Regions from separate parts of the Homo sapiens genome. Here regions 1, 2, 3 and 5 are each linked to region 4. Evidence: chromatin contacts called from ENCODE Hi-C or POLR2A ChIA-PET data. All regions are on one chromosome and are shown on one strand. Each heading gives the region's core, a stretch centred on a gene start or an enhancer-like site at or near the end of the contact. The rest is flanking DNA. Distances are from core to core; before and after follow the strand shown.

What was found. A loop is a pair of places that touch in the nucleus more often than their neighbours do. ChIA-PET counts read pairs that join two places held with the same protein, here RNA polymerase II (POLR2A). Pooled maps may share reads with other maps.
Region 1: a pooled map shows a loop between it and region 4 (2.4-fold over the local background). The contact joins the promoter of MRAS here to the promoter of DIPK2A in region 4. A Hi-C loop is called at or near these places in 2 of 168 maps with a recorded cell type or tissue (CD4-positive, alpha-beta T cell and CD4-positive, alpha-beta memory T cell) and 2 of 50 pooled maps.
Region 2: a map of CD4-positive, alpha-beta T cell shows a loop between it and region 4 (9-fold over the local background). The contact joins the promoter of NME9 here to the promoter of DIPK2A in region 4. A Hi-C loop is called at or near these places in 2 of 168 maps with a recorded cell type or tissue (CD4-positive, alpha-beta T cell and CD4-positive, alpha-beta memory T cell) and 4 of 50 pooled maps.
Region 3: a map of naive thymus-derived CD4-positive, alpha-beta T cell shows a loop between it and region 4 (11-fold over the local background). The contact joins the promoter of COMMD2 here to the promoter of DIPK2A in region 4. A Hi-C loop is called at or near these places in 1 of 168 maps with a recorded cell type or tissue (naive thymus-derived CD4-positive, alpha-beta T cell) and 7 of 50 pooled maps. POLR2A ChIA-PET finds 5 or more read pairs at or near these places in 1 of 52 experiments (activated T-cell).
Region 5: a loop to region 4 is called in a pooled map, with 3 times the contacts of the local background. The contact joins the promoter of WWTR1 here to the promoter of DIPK2A in region 4. A Hi-C loop is called at or near these places in 3 of 50 pooled maps. POLR2A ChIA-PET finds 5 or more read pairs at or near these places in 2 of 52 experiments (OCI-LY7 and activated CD8-positive, alpha-beta memory T cell).

Annotation. Positions count from the first base shown.
Region 1 is chr3:138,345,372-138,350,075 of GRCh38, forward strand. MRAS (muscle RAS oncogene homolog) reads left to right here and starts at 3,208. Exons shown (of 6, transcript NM_001085049.3): 1 at 3,208-3,396. RefSeq lists an enhancer at 2,720-3,675.
Region 2 is chr3:138,326,851-138,331,628 of GRCh38, forward strand. NME9 (NME/NM23 family member 9) reads right to left here and starts at 3,001. Exons shown (of 11, transcript NM_001349018.2): 1 at 2,453-3,001. The coding sequence starts at 2,485. It overlaps LOC124909438 (a long non-coding RNA gene), which reads left to right and starts at 3,083. Exons shown (of 2, transcript XR_007096113.1): 1 at 3,083-3,320.
Region 3 is chr3:149,751,239-149,756,067 of GRCh38, forward strand. COMMD2 (COMM domain containing 2) reads right to left here and starts at 1,251. Exons shown (of 5, transcript NM_016094.4): 1 at 1,140-1,251; 2 at 972-1,049; 3 at 165-247. The coding sequence starts at 1,206. RefSeq lists a silencer at 1,407-1,476.
Region 4 is chr3:143,968,944-143,973,776 of GRCh38, forward strand. DIPK2A (divergent protein kinase domain 2A) reads left to right here and starts at 2,880. Exons shown (of 3, transcript NM_173552.5): 1 at 2,880-4,046. The coding sequence starts at 3,390. RefSeq lists enhancers at 2,186-2,766, 2,246-2,355, 2,626-2,715, 2,767-3,347, 4,356-4,615 and silencers at 2,446-2,495, 2,826-3,475, 3,966-4,205.
Region 5 is chr3:149,656,523-149,660,738 of GRCh38, forward strand. It overlaps WWTR1 (WW domain containing transcription regulator 1), which reads right to left and starts at 1,503. Exons shown (of 7, transcript NM_015472.6): 1 at 1,243-1,503; 2 at 354-787. The coding sequence starts at 784. WWTR1-AS1 (WWTR1 antisense RNA 1) reads left to right here and starts at 1,688. Exons shown (of 3, transcript NR_040250.1): 1 at 1,688-2,186; 2 at 2,856-3,797. RefSeq lists enhancers at 1,330-1,909, 1,517-1,586, 2,147-2,356 and a silencer at 1,817-1,976.

The DNA.
Region 1 (4,704 bases), core at 1,958-4,457, 5.6 Mb before region 4:
TGGTCTTGAACTCCTGACCTTGTGATCTGCCTGCCTTGGCCTCTCAAAGTGCTGGGATTACAGGCATGAGCCACCACACCCGGCCCTAGCTAATTGTTATTTGTCCTTCCAGATGTGGCTCAGTCATCAGCTCTCACAGAAGTCCTTCCCTTGGCACTTGCCTCCTCGCCATATTGGATTAGGTGCCCTTCCTCTGGTCTTCCACAGTCCCTGTGCTTCTCTGTTCCACACCACTTGCTCCTCAGTTGGCACTCAGCTTGCTTGAAGGCAGGTCTCTGCCCCAGTGCCCGGTACTCAGTAGATGCTCTGGCAGTGTTTACTGGATGAATGAAGCTTTTCTGCTCAGTGGCTCTGTTCTCTAAGCCCCCATTTGCCAGCAACTGAGCCACAACTTGTATTTCAAGGTTCAAAGAGCAGAGGAGGCAGCTCAAATGGAACAGCCCATCCGCAATCGCAATCTGCAAGATTTACTCTCACCATTAGGCAATCTTAGGTAGGTCAAGCACAGTGTCTCACACTTGTAATCCCAGCACTTTGGGAGACCCAGATAGGTGGATTGCTTGAGTCCCAGGAGTTCGAGATCAGCCTCGGGAACATCTCTACAAAAAGTACAAGAAGTAGCCAGGCATGGTGGTGCACACCTATAGTCCCAGCTACTCAGGATGCTGAGGTAAGAAGATGTCTTGAGTCCGGGAGGTCGAGGCTGCAGTGAGCTATGATGCTATGATCATGCGACTGCATTATAGCCTGGGTGACAGAGCGAGACTCTGTCTCAAAAAAAAAAAAAAAAAAAAAAAAAAAAAAGGAGAATCCCAGGTACCTGGGTATGACTATTAGCTGTTTAAGTTCCATTTCTGAGAAGAGGTATTATTACAGATATGTGTATAAAAGCAGTATAAAGACATCTCTTTGACTCTTGCATAGATGTTGGCTCAGCTCAAGCTGAGGGCATGGTCAGGGTCTTGTGCCAGTCAGGGCCCAAGAGAGGACATCTCTTACATGGGGAGCCCACGAGGGGCTGACAGGCCACCAGGATGTACAGATCCCTGCCCGCCTTCCCAAGTTCTGTGGTAAATAGAGGGGGTTGAGGGAGTCAGGTTCCAGGGCAAACCTAGACAGTCGAGGTAAACTACTGTCCCTCAAGCCTTCTCCCCAACCAGGTCTTTTACTCCCTACTGCCAAGGAGAGATACTCTTGATGGCACCCAACCTGCTGTCCCCTTCCTGGGGGACACTTGGGGTCTACAGGGTCTTTGGAGCAGCAGGTGGGAGTGGAGGCACAGGGGGTGCACAGCAGCTCCCACCAAATGGCTGCATGGGTGGCTGGGATGCCAAAGGAAGCCTGCATGGGATTAAGAGCCTCAGCATGGCAGGCAGAGCCAGCAGCACTGTGAGGCTCCCTTAGGCCTGGGGCAAACCTGAGAAGGGAGTGGGTTCCCTGGACATGTAAAGCTGGTTCTAAGTCATTGAGGTCCACCCAGAAAAAGAATGTCCTCAGAAATGATGCTGACAATCAAAACCACAATGAAATGCCATTTCGCCCCCAATAGGATGACTAGAATAAAAAAAGACACACAATTACAAGTGTTTGCAAAGATGTGGAGATATTGGAACCCTCATATGTTGTTGGTGGGAATGTAAAATGGTGCAGCTGCTTTGGAAAACAGTTTGGCAGTTCCCCCAAAAGTTAAACATGGAGTTAACATATGATCCAGGAATTCCACTCTTAGGTATATACCCAAGAGAAAGAAAAGCATATGTTCATACAAAGACTTGTACATGAATATTCATAGCAGCTTTATTCACAGTAGCCCCAAAGCAGAAAACTAAATATCCATCAAGTGATGCAGGGATAAACAAAACGTATAGACATACAGTGAAATATTACTCAGTCATGAAAAGGAATGAAGTACTGCTACATGTTACAACATGAATAGATCATTAAACATTGGTTACTGAAAGAAGCTAGTCATAGTCACAAAAGGCCACATGTTGTATGATTCCGTTTATAGAAAATGTCCTGAATAGGGAAATCCATAGAGATTGAAAGTAGATTAGTGGTTCCCAGAGGCGGAGGAAAGGGGTGAATGAGGAGTGACTGCTAACGGGTAGTTCTTTTTGTGAGGGGCAGGGGAGGGGAGTGGGAAGTGGTGAAAATGTTCTGGAATTAGCTCATGGTGATGGTTGCAAAACTTTGTGAATATGCTAAACACCACTGAATCGTACACTTTTTTTTTTTTGAGACAGCGTCTCACTCTGTTGCCCAGGCTAGAGTGCAGTAGCGCAATCTCGGCTCACTACAACCTCTGCCTCCCGGGTTCACGTGATTCTCCTGCCTCAGCCTCCCGAGTAGATGAGATCACAGGCACGTGCCGCCATGCCGGGTTGACTTTTGTATTTTTAGTAGAGACGGGGTTTCACCATGTTGCCTAGGCTGGTCTTGAACTCCTGACCTCAGGCGATTCACCCGCCTCGGCCTCCCAAAGTGTTAGGATTACAGGCGTGAGCCACCGCGCCCGGCTTGAATTGTACACTTCAAAAGGTGGAATTTTATGGTGTTGAATTATATCTTTATTTTTTTAACGGGGGGAAAATGACGCCGCTGGAGAGGAGTTAGCGGAACTGAAACAATGAAATGGTGCGCGAGTGTCGCCTGTCCCCGTCGCATCCATCCCAACGAAGTTTGGGCCCTGGAACGGTGCACCCAGAAGGCCTGCGGGGAGAGACGCTGGGGCATGATCTGGAAGAAAGACGTCTCAGGATTCGAAGGGAATGCAGCTAAGGTGGCGGCGGAGGTTCGCCTAGGACTGGGGAGGCGTCCCTAGGCTCAGAAGTTGGCCCGGCCGGAGCGGAGATTTAAAGGTTGGAGCGCAGAGGCTCTTAAAGAGGCCGAGTCGAATTCCCACTCGGCGTCCACCTTAAAGCCAGCTCCCCGGCACCACGGATCTGACCCGGGTAAGTGCTGGGCCGCGGGAGAGGCTGCGGCGCCGACCCCAGCCCCTGGCGCTCTAGCGCGCCCTGCCGGGCCCAGGGGACTCGGCGCGGGTGGGCTGGACTTCGTAGGCGCGCGTCCTGGGGGCCGGGGTGCACGCGGGGGCGACAGGGTCGAGGCACCCGGCCCGGGCTCCCCACTGGCGCGCCCGCAGCGGCGCTCTATTTTTAGCAGGCGCTGTGGCAATATAAGGAATGCGCGGCGCGCTAGGCGCTCGGGGCGCACGCTGGCGGCGCGGTCGCTTTAAGGAGGCGCCGGGGCGGGGACGGACCGGAGTGGCCGGCTGGCGGGGAGCCGTCAGTCCGGCGGCCGCGGGGCCCGGCGGGCGCGACGCTGCCTCCTCACCGGCGCAGGCTAGGAGGGGGCGGCCTGAGTGCCGTAGCCGAGCCGGGGCTGGAGCGCGCGGTGAGTGGTCGGGCGGCCTTGGAGGGGAGGGGGCCCGGCCGCGCCGCCTCTCGCCCCGGCCGTCGCTTTGTTCCGGGGCGGGAGGTGTGGCCGCCCTCCGGGCTCGGCCGCGCTCTCCGCTTGCGGGGTGCGCCCTGGGACCGGCTGTGCGTGGCGTTTTGCCCCCATCGCGGGCTCCCGCGTAACGGTGTGCGTTCGTGAAATCGGCCACGACCAAGACCCCAGTGGGGAGGGCCTGCGCGCCGCTCAGAGAGACCCTTTCATGGTAATTACAGTTCCTTGGCTGCCTGGGCGAGAACCCGGTGGATAGATGGGCGGCAGGACGGGGCGGCGGGGGATGGGTGGGTGGGTGGGGGACTCTTTACCCCCCCGCCTTAAGATGGCGTTAACGAGGGGAGGGATCCGCCAGGGAGTTGACAAATTCATCTGAATAATAAAACGCAGCCTGCTTCATAAACAACCCTTCACTGCCCCCGGAGGTTTGGGGAGCTGGAGCTGTGGTCACAACTAGGGCCTGGGCTCATGCATTGAACTGATCTGGCTGAGGCATCAGACACGGTGCCAGTCCTGCCCTGCGGGGAAGACAAGAGCACAAAGTGACAAGCCAGTGTGGTAAGTGCTGAGATTCGGTAAGCCCAGGGGTTGTGGGAGCCCCTAGGGGTCCCTACTGCAGAGTGGGAGGTGAGAGAAGGCCGCCTAGAGGAGTTAATGTCTGGCTGGCCGCAGCGTATACACTGGACACCCAGTTAGACTCTGGCTAGAGCTGAGGTCTGTTCTGGCCTGGGGCAAAGTGGAGTCTGGAGAGGTGGACAGAGTCCATCAAGGCCACTGGGGCCTTGATCATAGAGCTCTGCCATTGCCCCTACTCCCCAATGGCCCCTGATGGTGTGGAACCTCCCTGGCCTTGCTCCTCTAGGACTCACTCTGTCCTGGACCTGACCAGAGAGGGTGGCTGACAAGGCTCGGAATCGTGGCCTCCAGAGGTTTGTCTGGCAGCAGAAGTAAGATGGAGATATGACTTTAAGAGCTCTGAAACTCCACTGTAATAACAGCAACCAACAGGGCTTCCAAAGACCAGGCACTTGAAGTGGATTTGCTCATCATTTGACAAGACACCTCTTGACAAGACACCTCCAGAAGGATTTTGTTTATTGTAAAGGATGGAGGAACTGGGGTGAAAAAGAGCCAACAGCTTGCCCAAGATCATATCTGAAGTCCATGCTTTTGGCCACGTGGCTGTCCTGGGCTTCGGAAGGCTCTGGTGCAGCCTGTGTTAGAGTTTTGTAATATATTGTTTTATAATTATTC
Region 2 (4,778 bases), core at 1,751-4,250, 5.6 Mb before region 4:
TCCTTTTTTGGCCGAACGTGGTTGCTCATGCCTGTAATCCCAACACTTTTGGAGGCCAGGGCGGGCAGATCACTTGAGGCCAGAAGTTTCAGACCTGCCTGGCCAACATGGTGAAACCCTGCCTCTACTAAAAAAAAAAAAAAAAAAAAAAAAAAGTTAGCCGGGCGTGGTGGCGCATACCTGTTTTACCAGCTACTCGGGAGGCTGAGACATGAGAACTGCTTGAACGTGAGAGGTGGAGGTTGCACTGAGATGAGATCATGCCGCTGCATTCCAGCCTGGGCGACAGGACAGAATGAAACTGTCTCAAAAAAAAAAAAAAAAAAGTCTCTCTTTTAAGGAAGCATAGTCCTTACTTTTTTTGTTTCAATGAAAAGTAGAAGAAAAAGAAACCCAGAAAAGTCTTCTTGATGTCTTAAATGAAATAAGAGAGTTGGACTGACATAACCCTGGGCCCACAACTACAGTCCTGAGGAAGGTGATAGAAGCGTTCGGAAGGGCCCCACACCCCTACCCAGAGGCTCAGACTTAAGTCACCAGCAGCTCTCTGTGGCCCACCCCTGTCATGGAGTGAGTCCCACCAGCTCTGGGGCCAGGACTCTGGGCAGTTGAAGAATCTCAGCCCTGGGAGCCAGGCAAGAGTGGAACAGTGTGGGAACTATCCGGACTTCACTAAGCCTGCATTTGGTAGGGAATGAATAGGGAATGTGTGGCACCTTTTACCCAGACTGTCCCTTGATGTCCTGTGATTTCTGCCTGTCTCAGTTATAAAGGGAACCCTGAATAACCTTGCTGAGAGAGAGGACAAGGTTCCTGGGTTGGCCAACTTTAGGCATTGCTTTCAAGGGGTTTACCTTATAGAGAGGTGACCTTTACACAGATGCCTCAGTAGAAGACGGGAGGGGAGGCTGCTCGCTCTCCTCCTTTCAGCAGGAGGGAGCACTTAGTTTGAGTACTGCATTGTACTCAGAGCTCTGAGTAATACACATGAAAAAATAACAACATTGCTAACAAAAGTTATTACCCCCATAGGAGCTCTAGGGCATCAACACATGAAATGACCATAATATGGGGCAATAACATTAGAGACACCACAGACAACATCAGACCAGCCAGGAAGTGTCTAAAGGAGTCTCATCACAGCTCTGCAGGCGTTACAGGACAGGTATCATCCCTCCTGTCTACGTAAAGGATACGGAGGCCAGAGAGTTGAGGAAATGAGTCACACAGCAATGAATGGTAGGACCAGTTGATCAGAATTTACTTCAACCAGAACATTCACGTATGAAGTGGCTTCTGACTCTAGAATCCTAGAATATCAAGGCTGGAAGAAGGCCCTTAGGGATAATTCACACAACATCCTCATTCCATAGATGGGCAAGCTATAGCCTGGAGAGGTTATGTGATGTAGTCAAAGACACAGTTGGCTATAGAGGACACAAGAACTACATCAGGTCTTCTGACTTCCAGTCTAAAAATCCCACCCCACCCCACCCCACACCCCTCCCACCCCCAGCATGGGGTACCCTTAGAATGATGCTGCTTTCCCCTTTCCTCTTTTTTAAACCACTAGGCTTTTGAAATCCACATGCAAACTGCTGGTCCTGCTGAGGACAATAAGAGAGAAACCAGATGTCTCAAAACCACTAATGCTCTATTATCTAGGAGGCGCTGTAGCCTTGGTATGCATCTTACTGGGGCCAGCTGATGATGAGGCATTTTAAGTTCGTTTTAAAATGTTCCCATGTTGCAGATCATCCAGCTGATCTCCTTATGACCAAGCACTCTCTCCTAATTCCAGGGTCTATGCCTGCATGTTTTTACCATCACTTCAGAATCAACCACTATCTATTGTCCAGGACCAAGAAGAAGAGCAGCTGCTGGCTTCTGAATTCACTTGTCCCACATGCAAATGAAGTAAGACACTCTATATAACATATGTCCAGCACATAATATATCTCAAAACATATTTGTTAATAAGTGAAATTTGATGAGAACAGTGGTGGGAAAACTGGGTCTCCACAGAGCACACAGTTACAGACTCATGCCCAAAGTCAAAAGAACCTATACTGTATTCTCTGTGCAAGCTGCAGTTGTATTTCAACAAGAACAAAATAACGGTCACATCGAGTTATGTTGATTCGTATTTTCTTAGTTTATAGTTTTATTTAATGCATGTTTAGGTTTTATGGTTGTATAAGCACTATAAATGTAAACAGCTTCTACTCAGTTTTGTTTGCATTAATTTTGTTTGCGTAAAATTTGTCATCACTGGGGTTCCAAGATAAGTTTTGTCCCTTTAAGACGGAAGGGTACATCACTCAAGTTTGAGAACACTGTCACGTACTGCTGGCAAACAGAATGTCACTTTTATACTGCAACCCCGCTCTAATCACCCTCCTCTTCCCCGAGCCCAACCCAGAGCTGGAAGCTAGCGCCCCTTGAGGCTTACCTGCAGGGCAATTTCCTTCTTCCTGCTGCCCATGGCTCTGCAAAGAAGACGAAGCCCTGTTACCGCGGCCGTGGGCCGTTCCCCCGCAGCCTCGCGACAAACCGCTGCGTGGATCAGCAAGCCCAGAGCCTCCTTCAGACAAGCCCCCCTCCTACGGCCCCCGGCCCCTTTTTAAGGTGCTTCTAACTGGCGGCAAATCAGCACACTGATACAAAGTGAACACCCCGCGAGGAAGCGGAGCCTGCAGTCCACGGGCTCGTGGCTCGCCGGGCGGTTTTCTGGGGATCTGCGAAGCCCCCTCCCCACCCCGGAGCCGGCCAGGGGGCGCGCGCAGAGGCCGGAGTCAGTGCGCCGGGCGCGGTGCAGCCTGTCGGGCACAGGGTCGCCAGTCGAGGAATTCTGACAAAAAAACGACATGGGACCCTGTTATCCCTGCTGTTCTTATGGATTACTGGGAAAGTGAGCCACTGCGAACGACAGGTACAAGATCTTCGACGCGCCCGGAGTCACCAACCGAGTCTGCCGCGACCTAGCCGCGGTCGTCATGGCAACCTGGCCCCCCCGCCAGGCCTGCCAGGAAAGCCGGCGGACACGTAAGCCACGCCCACTCTGGGCCCAACGCAGTCTCTCCGCGGAGGCTCTGAACCCAGCCAGGGAGAGGCAGGAGGGAGTCCCGCCCCTTGCCCTCCATATCGGACCATAGGAACCCACTCATTGGCTGCAGTGTTTGTCAGCGTCTGGAGGCTTCGAACCCACCAAGCAAAGACCCAGTGCATCTGTGCGTTGCACAGTCGCATCTGTGAATCCCTGCATCCCTCCTGCCCTGCCTGCCAAGACTGATGTGCAGCTTTTCTACCATCACATACCGGTATAATGTGTGCAAGGTGGGGGGTGTCTCCAGGTTTTGAGGGATCTGCAAGCGTTCTCTTTAAGGCAAAGAATATGAAATTACAAATTCAAAATTAGATATGAAAGTCAAGTGAGACACATACAAAACAGTTACAGACATTGTAGATATTAATCCAACTGTATCAATAACCACTTTAAATGTGAATAATCTGATTACACCAATTAAAAAAGAGATTGTCAGAATGGATTTCAAAAACAAACAAAGCCCAATCGTGTGTTATCCACAAGAAAATACATTAAAAGCAAAAGGATAGAGAAAGCTATACCAGGCTGACACTAATTAAAAAAATAGCTGAAGTAGGTATGTTAATTTCAAGAAAAGCAGACTTCAGAACAAGGAAATTTATCAGGTATAAACAGGGACATTACATAAAGTTAAAGGGATCAGTTATTTGGGAAGACATAACAATACTTAATATGTATGTACTTAAAAACAGAGCACCGAAATATGTGAGGCAAAAGAAGATAAAACTGCAAGGAAAAATAGGTAAACTCAGTATTATAATAGAATGCTTTCATACCATTTTTAAAAAGTAATTAATACATCCAGCAGAAGCAAATGAGCAAGGATATAGTTGAACTGAAAAATATCAAATTGATCTAATTGACATTTATGCAATATTTAGTTCAACAACAGCGGAATATAGATTCTTTCTCAAGCTCACATGGGACATTCACTGAGATAGACCACAATCTAGGCCATAAAACATAGCTTAACAAATTTAAAAGGATAGAACAAAGTATGTTCTCTGACTGCAATAGAATTAAACTAGGAATCAATCACAGCTGATGAAAGAGATCTCACAGATTTAAATAAATGAAGAAATATTCCGTGTTCATGGATAGGAAGAATTAATATTGTTAAGATATCAATTCTTCCTAAGTGAAGCATACACCAAATGATTTCCATCCAGGGAGTGCTGATACCCTGTTTGGCCATGAGGTACCCAGCAACCCTCTGTGAAGTACAGGGCGATGGGTATACTGGAGACCGAACATCTTCCTACCTGTCATCCTGCCTTCTCCCACTTCAGCTCCGAATCCACCTACTCTTTTCTTGCATTCAGTCCCATGGCAATATTCAGTTCCATGATAATATTACGCAGAGCCACAGGCAGTCCTTAAGACACCACATTGCAAACTGAGTTGACTAGATGCAAATCATGTTCATTGCCACAAGGTGGTGGTTGCTGAAGCTCTTGAATGGTGTGGAATCTCCCTTAGAATTTAGTTTCCAAAATAAAATTCAAATCAGATGCTAAATTCCTCTTGCCAGCACATGGAAAGATAGTGACATTTATTCTTTCTGAAAGGGTTAAATTTCTTACCATGTGGTCTCTATTACAAAATGTACTCACATCTTTGCCAGGCTAAACCTCAGAAACAAATTTAGGTAAACCACATGTCCCAGTTTGCC
Region 3 (4,829 bases), core at 1-2,500, 5.8 Mb after region 4:
AGATGATATGATTTTTATTTTTTAGGTATGTCTTCAAAAAATCAATTATAAACCATTAACAACATTATTAAAACACACAGGTACCTGCCAGGACTATGATGTAGAGTACACCAGACCGTTCTTAAGAATCCAGCCAACACAAAACAGTCCAGAAAATCCCTTACCATGAGCTTTGAGCTCTCAGTGAGGAGATACGTTAATCCTTCCACACCATGCTGGACAGTGTCACTACTCACATTGAGTTTTCCTGAGAAAGAAAAGTAAAAACGAGCAAATAAATTACTACTGTAGTATTTATCTTGTTCATATTTGTATTTAAAAATAAACACTATTCATTATTACATGTTTTCAAACACTGCATGAAAAACAGTAAGTTGGCCAGAGGCTCCTGCTCCTTGTCATTCCACTCCCAGCCAAATGCCTTTGGTATTTCCCACCAAGTAACCTTAACAAAATGCAGAACTGTGGAGACTAGTATCAGGTGCGTAGCCCTTCTCTTGAATACGTAGCTCCTTCAAGTCTGGCAGAAGAGGAACTCGACAGGGATTGACTTAATCCCAGAGACTGCCTCTTACCCAGGGGTAAAACAACACTTTTTTTTTTTTTTTTAGCAAAAGCGGATATCTGAACAACTAATAATGATAACCAAATACTTGCAATTTACAGTTGACCCAGCTATTCCACAGACTTTGGTATATTTATACAAAACACTTTTCAGTATTTCTGAAAGTAAGGTGGTATTATGTACATTTTACCATGAGAAAACTGATTTAATAGAAGCTTTAACAATCTCACAGCTACTTAAGGGACGGGCAGGATTTGCACCCTGACTGAAGAGCTCTGCTGGTTTTATTCTACTACAATCGGAACAAGACCCTAGGACTCGCAATAATCCGTTTCTCTCCCGGGAGACAGGGAATGGCTCGCAACCGCCCTAGAAGCCTGCGGAGCCTTCCCCTTTCCCTTCTTACTGGCGGCGCCTTCGTAGATTTTTGGGTTTGCGCCGCGTCTCAGGAATTCCACAGCAATCCGCCCAAACTCGGCGACCACTGCAATGAAAGTCAGAAGGCTGTTGAGTGCCAGGCGCTGCCTTTGACCTCCTCCCCAGCCCACAGAACACCGCCCCCACGCCCGCTGACCCGCGCTGTCCACTTGAGGCAGGAAGGCCAGGTGTTCCTTATGCTCCTCGGACAATTCCAGCAGCATCTTCACTGTCCTACGATTTCACCCGGCAGCGCCGACCCCGCCTTCGCCACTTCCGGCGCCCGTGTCCCGGCGCCTAGAGGCTCCGGCGTCGCAGCGTCCGGAGCTTTGGGTTCCGGCCTACGAACTAACGCGTTACACTCGGACGTTCCCTGCAGCGCAGGCTGAGGTCAGAACATTGAAATCATCCCGCAAAGATGCAGTGAGCGCCTGCTGGGTGCAAGGTGCTAGGCTCTATGGGAGATGAAAAGGTGTTTCAAATCCGACACGCCCCCTCGTGGAGCATACATTAATAATATCAATAGTTCACATTTGTTAAGCACTAACCGTGTCAGGAAGTGTTCTTACATTTATTAAATACATTTGGAGTTCAGAAGAACCCTATGAGGTAGGTTCCATTATAATTTCCATTAGAGATAAGGAAACTGATAGACAAGTCCAGCAACTGACACTTTTATAAAGCTAATAGTTTCCAGAGCTTCTATGTTATCTTAAATGTATCTCAGTTAATATCCTCAACAAACATGGCTTTGTTTTTACAGATAAGACACAAAGCTCCAGAGATTATGTGACAAAGCCTGTGACAGAGTTAGATGGAGAGGGTTGGATCCCTCACTTACCTGCTGCAAAGCCCATCCTTCTACATAACAGCCTGAAAGCTGAAAGCTTCTGACAAGTTTTATGAGTGATTATAAATTAGGATAAAGATAATGATGACAATGACCGATGCTTACAGGATTCAGAGCAATGTTTTTGTTTGTTTGTTTTGTTTTGTTTTGTTTTTTACATGGAGTCTCGCTCTGTCGCCCGGCTCACTGCAACCTCTGCCTCCCGGGTTCAAGCGATTCTCCTGCCTCAGCCTCCCGAGTAGCTGGTATTACAAGCGCCCACCACCATGCCTGGCTAATGTTTGTATTTTTAGTAGAGACGGGTTTTCACCATGTTGGCCAGGCTGGTCTTGAACTCCTGACCTCAAGTCATCCAGCCAACTTGGCCTCCCAAAGTGCTGGGATTACAAGCATGAACCACCACACCTGGCCCAGAGCAATGCCTTTTAAAAAGTATTTAGCGCCTGTGATAATTTAGTTCCTTTTCCAACTCTCTTCTCACCTGCTGTGGTTCAAATATCAGAGATGATAAAGTTGCTAATTGATAGGAATATGATTCTTCAAATCTTAACCCCTTGAAAATGGAGGGTGTGGAGGAAGAGAGGGGAAGGGAAGAAGACTCTTCATATCTGTCTTTTCTATCTAAGGCTTGAGACAACTCTATATTCTGAGTCTCCCAGGCAGACTAAAAATTGGAAGAGTTTTTCAATTCACTTCTCTGTGTCTACTTTGTCCTTCACATCTGACTGAAATTGTTTCTTCCACTGGGACACAGAAAGACAGGTCCTTGAACTTATTAGTTAGTTCTTGAAGTAGCATTTGCAGAGAGAACACAACTTTTACTTAGACTGTGAATTGCAGATTAGCAAAAATTGCATCATTTCCTGAAGTTGCCTTTATTCACACATTATTGAGAAAACATCCATTATTAAAGAATAATTTTCAGAAAAGGTAAAATCATGATTCTTCTACAAGTGTACAATGAACACATGTCAAAAAATGTATTGAACTAGTTAATTAATGAGAGAATTACAGCATTCTGTAATTAATGAGAGATTACAGTAAAAACCAGTTTCAACTGATTCAAAAGAGGTATTCAAGAACTGTACATATATAGGGAGTAGGAATGCTGAAATGAATTTGCAAATAGACACAATATTATGCCAATATGAAATGGCCTTTCTTGTCTGTAATCTCAGGGAATGAAGTGAGGACAGGCGAGGTGAAGGTGAGACTAGGGAGTAGCACAATAGGCTGTCTAAAAAAGGTGGTCAAGGAACCAAGTTAGGCCAGGTATGGTGGCTGATGCCTGTAAACCCAGCACTTTGGAAGGCCAAGGCGGGAGGATCACTTGAGGCCAGAAATTCAAGTCTAGCCTGACCAACATGGTAAAACCCCATCTCTACTAAAAATACAAAAATTAGCAAAGCTTGGTGGCATGTACCTGTGGTCCCAGCTACTTGGTAGCCCAAGGCATGAAAATTGCTTGAACCTGCGAGGCAGAGGTTGCAGTGAGCAAGATTTGAGTCACTGCACTCCAGCCTGGGTGACAGAGTCAGACACTGTCAAAAAAAAAAAAAAGAAAGAAACCAAGTTATATCCAAGAAAAACCAGCCTGGGAGTTAAAACACCCCAGGATAATTTATAGAGTGACTTCTGTTGCCATAAGTGATATAATTGTTTAGAAAAAATTACCTGAGTGAAAATTCAAAACTCTAGATTCCAGATCTGGCTCTGACACTACCTGTATGACTTCTAATAAGTTGTTTTTATGTTATAACCATAGCCTCTTCGTCTGTAAAACTGGCATTTTAATACTGCCCTTCTGTGCCATGCAGGGCTGTTATGATGCTCAGATGAACTAATAAATTCACATTAAAAATTGATTTTGATGATCAAATGAAACAATAAATTAGAATTAAGCAAACAGCAGCATTTACATTTTATAGGAGCAGATTTTATGCTCCTATAAATTCACAAATAATCATCTTAAAAGCCATTCATTTAATTTAACAAACTTTATTAAGCAATTCCTTAAAGGTTCAAAGATATGCTATGCTTTGGCAATTTGTAGATGAATAAAACAATGTCCTTGCCCTCTAGGAGGTGTCAGAAAAGTGAGGGAGAAAGATAATGAAGTAATTTCCATACAGTGTGATGAGTAGCAATACTTGGAGAATGAACAAAATGAGAAGGAAGCATAGGGAATGTACATTAACTCTAATTTAAAAGAATCAGGCTGAGAATAAATGTCCCAGCATATCCTGTGCATGTTAATACTAATGCTCTACAATTAGATTTACATTATAAATATATACAGTCTTAATGTCACTTCATGCTATCTTACTTCCAGGGTGAATGTGAACAAATAATAAATACTCAGTATTTTTTTCAATTGATGCTGGTAGAGAACAAGGCTTCATATCAATCATCCCCTCACATTCTCTCTGCATCTTTCTATCCCCCTCCAGCTCATACGTCTTTCTTTTCTCTTATATTTTCCCATTTATTTTCTCCTTCTTAGGTATTCTAGCCCAGAATCCTTGCACAGGATATTTCCTTAGCTGTGTTTCAATGACACATAAAATATTATCACCCCCTGCAAGGAATTACAGCTCAATTCACTATACTGTCAAGAGGACAATAACGTGGTGACAAGCCTCACTCACACCAGCCACCTTCTCATGACTCTAAAGCTGGCACCAAATGCATGAATTAGCTCCTGACATTTTAAAAAATTATTTTAATTCATTAAAAAAATGTATTATAAATGCAAACAGAAAAGGGTACAGATTTTTTAAATACTCATTGTTGAATCTTCTCAAATTAAACACACCTATTACTCCAGAACAAGAAATAGAATGTTACAACACCCCAGAATTTCTGCTGTGCCTCCTGCCAGTCACTATCATCTCTTGTTTTCTCTATAGTGAACTAATACCTATACACATGCTGCCTTACAACATCCCTGTAGAATCATCTATGTGTGTGAATGCGTGTGTGAGTGTCTGCACGTGC
Region 4 (4,833 bases), core at 1,630-4,129:
GTTGTCTTTTGCAATGTAGGATATTTTGCAGCATCCTTGGCATGTTCCCACTAGACAACAGTAGTACCCCACTCCCTAGTTTATGAAATCAAAAATGTCTCCAGACATTGCCAACTGGCCCCTGGGAGGCAACAGTCCCTTGCTGAGAACCACTGCAGTAGAGAATAGAATAGTAATACAATGTAAAACTTTGACTATCAAAATGGATGTTAGTATCAAACTACTATGGTATTTAATTCCATCTGATAATATTTAAAACAGTGATAGTTACTGTAAAATGACATTTTACAATGCACTGGAAATTACATTATTTGCCATTACTTAAAATAATGGTCAAGAACTTTAAATGATCCACTGGTTGAAAGCATCCTGTAGTTTATAGGAAAGGTGAGTAATGCACATTAACCTTCACTTAGAGTTTTTTTTTTTGGAAACGGAGTTTTTGCTCTGTCGCCAAGGCTGGAGTGCAGTGGCGCCATCTCGGCTCACTGCAGCCTCCGCTTCCTGGGTTCAAGCAATTCTCCAGCCTCAGCCTCCCGAGTAGGTGGGACTACAGGCGTGCGCCGCCATGCCTGGCTAATTTTTGTATTTTTAGTAGAGACAGGGTTTCACCGTGTTGGCCAGGATGGTCTTGATCTCCTGACCTCGTGATCCGCCTGCCTCGGCCTCCCAAAGTGCTGGGATTACGGGGGTGAGCCACCGTGCCTGGCCCCAATTAAGAGATATTTTGCAAACCTTAATATGGCACTTTGGAACACTATATGTTTATCTTGTATAGTTCTAAGACTTTTTTCCTTTTGATGAATGTATTAAGTTCTTGAAAACTATCTCTCCTGATAAACATCTAGAAAATTTAACTGAAAAGATCAGAGCTTTTAAACAAATGTAAACTACTTAGATGCAGAGCAAATGTTTTTCAAAATTCAAATTGTGTAGACTAGTAACCGTGTTTTATTTCCATGTTTCAAATGATGCCTATACAATTCCAAGCATCTGGAGGCTGAGAATAGTTTAAGAACTCCAAAGACCTATTCGATACAAAGAAGCAGTACAGGTACCTCCTTAATCCTGTTACTAGTTACCTAAATAGTCTCACTATGCCCCGGTTCTCTCAGCTTAATCAGTTTAATGGCAACTTATGTAGTACTTTTATTGTTTTAAACCAATTCTAAATAGATTGTCTACTATTAATCGAACAAATTTATGAGGCATATAGAAAAGATGTCAGAAAGAAGAAATTTGTAGTTAAGTAATAACTTGCTTTGTTTACAATTCAGCAGCAGCAGCAGCCTCACAGCTGAACTACAGCACAGGTCTCCAGAACCATCACACCAAACTCCTTTTCCTAAGAAAATCTCACTTGAGCTTTTAACTCTATATTATATGGAGTTTGGGGATATTTGAAAGCAAGTTAAATAAAATTCCCACCAAAGGCGGCATAAGGCACTAGGCAGAAGTAGCCAAACTTAAGTACAGTAAGTCAATTTCTAGAAAGCTTTGAATATTATTTCAATTTGTCTGTCCGTATTCAATGCAAATCGTTACAAAATCACGTCTATTTTGAATTTATTAAATTTCTCAAAGTTTTTTTTTCAAAATCTGAGTTCTTATAAGAATTTGTAACAAATACCTGTTACAATTAAACAATACTGAAAGTATTGTTACTTTTGATAACCTGGTATAGATGTTTCTTATTAACCCGCTGTAGAGTTGATCTACACATGCCAGTTACCATGGTCTTCTAAAAGCACTGTTCAAGCCCTAAAATTAACTCAGTTAAGACTCAGTTGTTTAATAACGTATCAGGAACCACCTGTCCCTCAGACTAAAAATCACTTCTCATTTTAACTACTCTAGCACTAAAAGTGAATAGCATAATAATGTATCTACTAGCGCTACTGCTAAACAGTCCGGGTCCCCTGAAACTTATCCCTAAACACAGTGCTTTCGTGCGGCATCTGCGCCTTACTTTTGCAGTCTGGGGTGACTGAGTCAACGTGACCGTGCGGAGCACCAAGCAGCCCCGGGTCCCCATGGCTACCGCCAGGGCAACGCTTCGCGGCCCGCTCCTCAGGGACCCTCAGGGGCGGCACCGGGAAATCAGCTTTGCGGAGAGGAACCGCAGGGCTCCGGGGACGGGCTAGGGCAGCCGGCGGGCAGCAGAGGCAAGCCTGGCAAACTCTTCCCGGCTTCTTCGCGGCGCTTGGGGCAGACGTCCTGGCGACACCAGGCCGCGTCGGTTCCCCTTCATCCTATTTTCCCTTTAACACGGTGGCTTGAGAACTTTATTTTGTGCTCACTCAAGAAAATTTTAAATGATTTTACAGATACAACCCCAAAGATGAAGCTCCAACAAACCCGCCACTACTCGAGCCTTTCTCACCGTCTTCCTCACAGGCCCCACCCCCTACCGCGAGGAGCACGAGCTGAGGGGAACACAAGCCCCCGTCGGGCACTCCCCGGCCTCGCCCCACCCCCCAGGCGCGCACCCAACCCATATAAGGCGAGGGGAGGCAATCGCGCCAGCTCTGCCTCCGCCTCGCGCGCCGTCCAGAGGGAAGGATTTGCAATAGACTTCCTCAGTTCATTTCTTCTTATTCCCTCCTCCCTTAAAGGGCCGTTTCCACAATAGTGAAAGGAACGCACCAGTAAACCACAATAATCATAAAAGATGACTGTAATTAAGACTCTTTCTGAAACCAGAAACCGCGAGTTCATGCCCCCACCTCAAGAGCCCGAGCTTCCCCCTCTCTGAACCGCCCCCACACCCGCTCCCGCGAGCTCCCGCTTACGCTTTCCGGGCGGCGCGCGACGCGCTCGCTCCGCCCCTCTGGCCCCGCCCCCGGCTCCCCTTCTTGGTCTCAGGAGAGCCAGCGCGCACAAGCAAGGGTGTGCGGCTCTGAGACGTGCGTTGCTGCTTGTGGGTGTGAGACATCCTAGCTCCTCTTCCCCTTCCGTGAGTCCCTCCTTTCCTCGCAGACCCCACTTGTCGTGGCTGGCTGCCGCCGCAGCTCTTGTGCGAAGCCAGCAGTGCGCGTGCGCGCGGGCACGGGCGCGCGACCGTCGGGTCCCCGCGCTCCCTCCCCCTCCCGCTCCTCTATAACTTGGCTGGCGTGGAGGAGGCGCCGCCGGAGTCGGAGGGCGGGGAGCTAGGAGGAGGGAGCTCGAGAGTTGTGGAGACTAGTGACTGGGAGAAGTCGCAGCCCGCTCAGGCCCGCGCCTTCCCGCTCCCCGTCTTCCTCTCTCACACACCTACTCCGCCCTCCGCCCCAGCCCGCGCGCTAGCTCCTTCTCTCGCCCGGGGTTCCTGCCGGTAGCTCTCCGGGTCTTGGCGCGGCGGGGGCGCCCCGGGGGTGCCCTCGCCCTCCCGTTGCGGGCGGGCGGGCGGTATGTGGCGCCTGGTGCCCCCGAAGCTGGGCCGCCTGTCCCGCTCGCTGAAGCTGGCGGCGCTGGGCAGCCTGTTGGTGCTGATGGTGCTGCACTCGCCGTCGCTGCTCGCCTCTTGGCAGCGCAACGAACTGACCGACCGGCGCTTCCTGCAGCTCAATAAGTGCCCGGCGTGCTTCGGCACGAGCTGGTGCCGCCGCTTCCTCAACGGGCAGGTGGTATTCGAGGCGTGGGGCCGCTTGCGCCTGCTGGACTTCCTCAACGTGAAGAACGTGTACTTCGCGCAGTACGGCGAGCCCCGCGAGGGCGGCCGCCGCCGAGTGGTGCTCAAGCGCCTCGGCTCGCAGCGCGAGCTGGCGCAGCTCGACCAGAGCATCTGCAAGCGGGCCACCGGCCGGCCCCGCTGCGACCTGCTGCAGGCCATGCCCCGGACCGAGTTCGCGCGCCTCAACGGCGACGTGCGTCTGCTCACGCCCGAGGCGGTGGAGGGCTGGTCGGACCTGGTGCACTGCCCCTCGCAGCGCCTTCTCGACCGCCTGGTGCGCCGCTACGCGGAGACCAAGGACTCGGGCAGCTTCCTGCTTCGCAACCTCAAGGACTCGGAGCGCATGCAGCTGCTGCTGACCCTGGCCTTCAACCCCGAGCCGCTGGTGCTACAGGTAGGCGCGGAGCCAGGGCAGGGGGCGTCCTGGGAGGGGCCGCGCGTGGGAATCAGAGTCGGGAGAAGTGGCTCAGCCAGCGCTTGCCGCCAGTTCGGACTCGGCCGGGCTGGGCCAGGCTGCAGGCGTGGGAAGGGGCGTCTCCGGGGGAGCCCCGGGGCTGTGCAGGGAGGCCGAGGGCGACCCCGCTGATGGAGAGTCTGCTCTTGTTACCTAGATTCGGGCGCATTTCGGATTTGACTGTGGATCTTTCAACGCCAGAGGGAGTGCGTCTCTTAACACTCCCCAAAATGTCTCTACTGCGAGTTTCCTTCCGCTCTCTACCCTGCCTTTCTGCTTTTATCTGCCGGGGCTTGCAGGTCCGCGGCGCAGACTGTTCACGAGCCCTTGGACCTTTCCTAGTTCTTCTGAAGTGTTCTACACCGCGTTCGCTCTTCCTTTTCTGGCGCTGGTGGCTGGCCTAACTTCGGTCTCAGAGTCTTTGTTTTCGCTCATTTACCTGGCAGTCATTTGGACACCTAATTCGAGGACAAGTTGGGGAGGATGAAGTCGGAGAACGGGACAGTGGTCGGGGTGGGTTTAATCTGTGAGCCGAGCTTTGGGTGGGATTAGAATCAGAAACAGGAAAAGTAAGGCAGCGTTGGACTTGGGGCTGGGAGGGCTTAAGGCCAGACAGACGTTTTCATCCTGATCCTGTGACCTGCCCTATTCATCTGGTAATCTAGTTGAAGGGAGATGAAATATTAGGCCAGGGCGAGTATCAGGGAAGGAGATTCTTGCCTTTCGC
Region 5 (4,216 bases), core at 253-2,752, 5.7 Mb after region 4:
CTCTGGACTATCTGACTTAGAGTGGCCAAGGAAGGGACTAAGGGTCTGTGCCCAAGAGTTGGCTTCAGTCCTGCAGATTCAAGGCAAAGTCACCTGTGTGTTTTATGGTGGATGAACTTCACCACTGCTTCTGATCCCTGCTTCTGATCCCTTACAATTCCAACACTCAGAGACTCACTCCCTGCTTCCAGCTCTCCATATCTGTGAAATAACCGTGGAAGGACACGCACCATCTCTCTCTTTCTCTCTCTCTCTCTCTCTCTCTCTCTCACACACACACACACACACACACGAACACACGCGCGCGTTGGGCACTGTGACTTGGTGCCTTCTTCGGCTCCAGGCTGACTTACTTGAGGAAGTACCTCTGGCCAGTGGCCGTGAAGGTCATCTCCCAGCCCGGGGGCAGTGGCAGCTCGTCGGTCACGTCGTAGGACTGCTGGCGGAGGTGCGCGTGCTGCTGCGCGGGGCTACCCGCAGCACCCGCGCCGGTGCCCAGCTGCAGGGACGCGGGCGACGAGTGCGAGCGGACATGCTGGGCACCCCCAGCCAGTCGAGGCCCCGGGTGGCCGCCCGACGAGTCGGTGCTGGACTGGCGCGAGTGCGAGCCCGAATCAGGCTCCTTAAAGAAAGACTCCGGCAGGATCTTCTTCCGCCACGAGCTAGGCTTCGGATTCATGACAGAGTTGAAGAGGGCTTCGAGGTCTGTGTCTAGGTCCTGCGTGACGTGGATCACTTGCTGCCCAGGCGGCGGGAGCGGAGGGGGCGCCGAGGCCGGATTCATCTTCTGCAAAAAGAAGGTCAGATCAGCCTTTTATTTAAAGTCGGAGGAAGTGGGTAAGAGGGTTACAGGGTGAGAGGGCGAGATGGTGGGAGAAAGAATAGAGGGAAAAGGAAACGAGGAGACAGATAATTGCCCGCCTGGAGATCCCAGACACTCAGCGGTAAGACCAGCAGGATGGGGGAGGGGTCCCTCCTGGCCTCGAGAATTATGCAACTTTCTTGAAGCAAAGAAGTTGCCTGGAGGAGGAGAAGATAGGGCGAGGGGTGGAGGGAATAACTGCACTCGGGGCTTGCTGAACCGCAGGATGGCAAAGGAAAGGTCGCACGATTCCAGGACAGGCAGCCCCCCGAAAGAAGTTCAGCCCGAGCCAACTCCACCACGTCTCGACTCCGGAAGCCCGAGGAGCCTGGAGCCCTGGAGTGGTGCCGGATGAGCGCGCGAGCTCCAGCGGGCACTACCTGGGCGGGCAGCGAAGCTGAGCCTGAGCGCGCGGCGGCCGCCGTCCCGCCCGAACTTGCCGTCGGGCCTGGGTCGCTCGGGTGAGTCCCGAGATTGCGGAGCTGGAGCCGAGGCTTGGCTGACAAATCCCGACCCGACTCTGTGCCTGGCAGTCTAAGGGCTTCGGCTCTCACATCCCCCGAGCTGGCCTAAGGCGCTAGTGCTGGGCGAAAAGGAGGCGCAGGAGAAGCAGACAGCGCGGCCGCAGCAGCTCCCGGACTGTCCCATAAACAAAGTTTGGAGCAAACTCCCACCCCCAGGAAAGAGGCGGGCCCGAAAGTTGAGCTGTTGAATTATGTATGACCTCCTAGTCCCTAGCCGGCCAGCCCCCGCTCGCCCCTCCTCTTCCTCCTCCTCCTCCTCCCACCTCGGCTCCAGAAAACCCTGGGCGTGATGGGTACTTTACTGGGTAAGAGGAGACGGGTGCCCCCCACCCACTCCTCCCGGCCGCGCGGACCTCTCCCGCTCAGACCTGCATCTGCATTCCTTTGAGTTTACCACGGACTTGGGGCGGGATCAAAGGGAAAGTGGCCTGAGCCTGTTTCATCAAGGGGTTGTGGACCGAAACCAAGGCCGGGGGTGGCGGAGGGCACGCGGATGAGGGGCTCAGGCCTAGGAAGGGCCGGTCCTGGACACCGCGCCCTCCCCTGCAGCCAGGCGCCGAGGCCTGCAGCACCCGGAGCGCCGCACTGACCCGCGATTCTGCCCGAAGGCCGGCCCGGGTGCGCCCCGGCGCGGGGAGACACCAACAAGGCCAGCTTTTCCACGAGAGGCTGCTTAGCTCTTGTGACCATATTTGGTCTGGCGAGGAGGCATCTTGGCTGCCTGGCTCTCAATTGTCTGCTAGAGCACAGACGGTGCCCAGAAAGTGCCTCTGTCACTGGAGATGCGGCTTCGCCAACGGGTGGGTTGTAAACAAACAACTTTCAAACCATTCATCAATCCTTAATTTCCTCTACGGGGGTGACTCAGGCCACTAGAGATTGAGAAGAAAAAGCTGGGTGTTGGAAGAGAAGAGCAATTGCACCCCCCTCCCCCGCAACATCCGTGAGGGTTGTGGGAGGATTGGAATGTCCCTGCCGCCCTCCGGGGAGCCTGGAGCCGGGATGGAACCCGAGCAGGTGGCTGGAAGTAGAGAGGGTGCGCCAGTGACCCGAAAAAAGCCACCCACCTTCCCACCAACTAGATCTGGGCGAGGGATGGAGACCCCCTGCCTCTAGCTAAGGGAAGAAGGTCAAGTCTGGCGAAACAGCTGCGGGAAGTAGGAGGAGGCCTTGCCCTTCAGAGCAGCTCAATTTCTTTTCTCTCTGGTTGCCTCTCCACTGAGGGGAAAGGGTGGGGGGAGATGGCGAGGTAAGCCAAATTCCAGGAAGCCCCTACTCCACCCCATTTGATTCAAATAGGAGTTTATTAAGTAAATCAAACGAGACAATGTAAAGCACTTCGCACAGCACCGGGCTGGTTACGTAAGTGTTTGTTAAATAAAAGAGAACTGTATGTTCTTCAAGTTCACGTATTGTGCCTTAATTTTTTTTTTTTTTTTTTTGAGTGACGTCTCCCTCTTGTCCCCCAGGCTTGAGTGCAATAGCTCCATCTCAGCTCACTGCAACCTCCGCCTCCCGGGTTCAAACGATTCTCCTGCCTCTGCCTCCCAAGTAGCTAGGATTAAGACGCCTGCCACCACGCCCAGCTAATTTTTGTATTTTTTAAAAGCAAAAATGGGGTTTCACCATGTTGGCCAGGCTGGTCTCAAATCCTGACTTCAGGTGATCCGCCCGCCTCAGGCTCCCAAAGTGCTGGGATTACAGGCATGAGCCACCGCGCCCAGCCTGCCTTAATATTTTTACAGGGTAAAATAAAGTCGAAGTTAAAATCTGGAGCTGCCTTGGAGGAGAAAAGTTTAAGGAAAAGACAAGGCCACTCATAGTTTTGCCTCGGAAAAGGTAGAATTTTGGGGCCACTCCCTGAATGGCTGCATCCATATCCAAAACAGAACCACCAAAGTGAGCCACTTCCCCTGTTATCTGTACTTGGAGGTGGCTCCAATTCCAGACTCCTCATAGACTGGAAGAAATTAGGGCCATCTTAGACTAAGGCAGGCATACACGTATCATCCTTTTTTTTTTTTTTTTGAGATGGAGTCTCACTCTATTGCCCAGGATGGAGTGCAGTGGCATGATCGCGGCTCACTGCAACCTCTGCCTCCCTGGTTCAAGCAATTATCCTGCCTCAGCCTCCCGAGTAGCTGGGATTCTGTGCAGCAAGTCCTCTGCCCATAGGACTGGCAAAAGGAAAGGGGAAACTAGCACAGGTCACTCCTTGGAAAGTAGAATCTTTGCAAGCTACTCTCAGAAGCCATCACAGTTGCAACAACAGGGGAAATAAGCTATCGAACAAGAGGAAGTGACTGGAACCTAATGATACTAATTCAGAAGTCACAAGGCTGACTTGATGATTAAAAGATGAAAACTTGAGGCCAGCCCTACTCTAGGAAAGTCCTCACTCCCGAAGAAAGGTGAGAATCAGGGTTGGAATTAGATGGGCAGTGAGAATCTGGGTTGGAACTGGATGGGCAAGGATGCAGTCTTCGTTTCTTTCCAAGCTTCAAGAAATAGATAGTGCAACAGATAAAGTAGATGTATGAAACGGAAATTGCCCTTAACACAGGATAACTGAAAAACTCCCAGTTCCCAAATAGCATATAAGATGTAATAGTGAATAATTCAAAAGATTTGCTGTTGTCCCAGCCATTCCAACAACAGCTTCAGATTAAATAACATTTACAGATGTCTTGTATGTATCAGGTACTGCCCGTAAGAGGCAGCACAGTGGATAAGTGTATAATTTCTGGAACAAAACAGCTGAGTCACTTCAGACAAGACATTTAAGCTCTCTATTCTTGGGTTTCCTCCTTTGTAAATTAGGGACAATAAC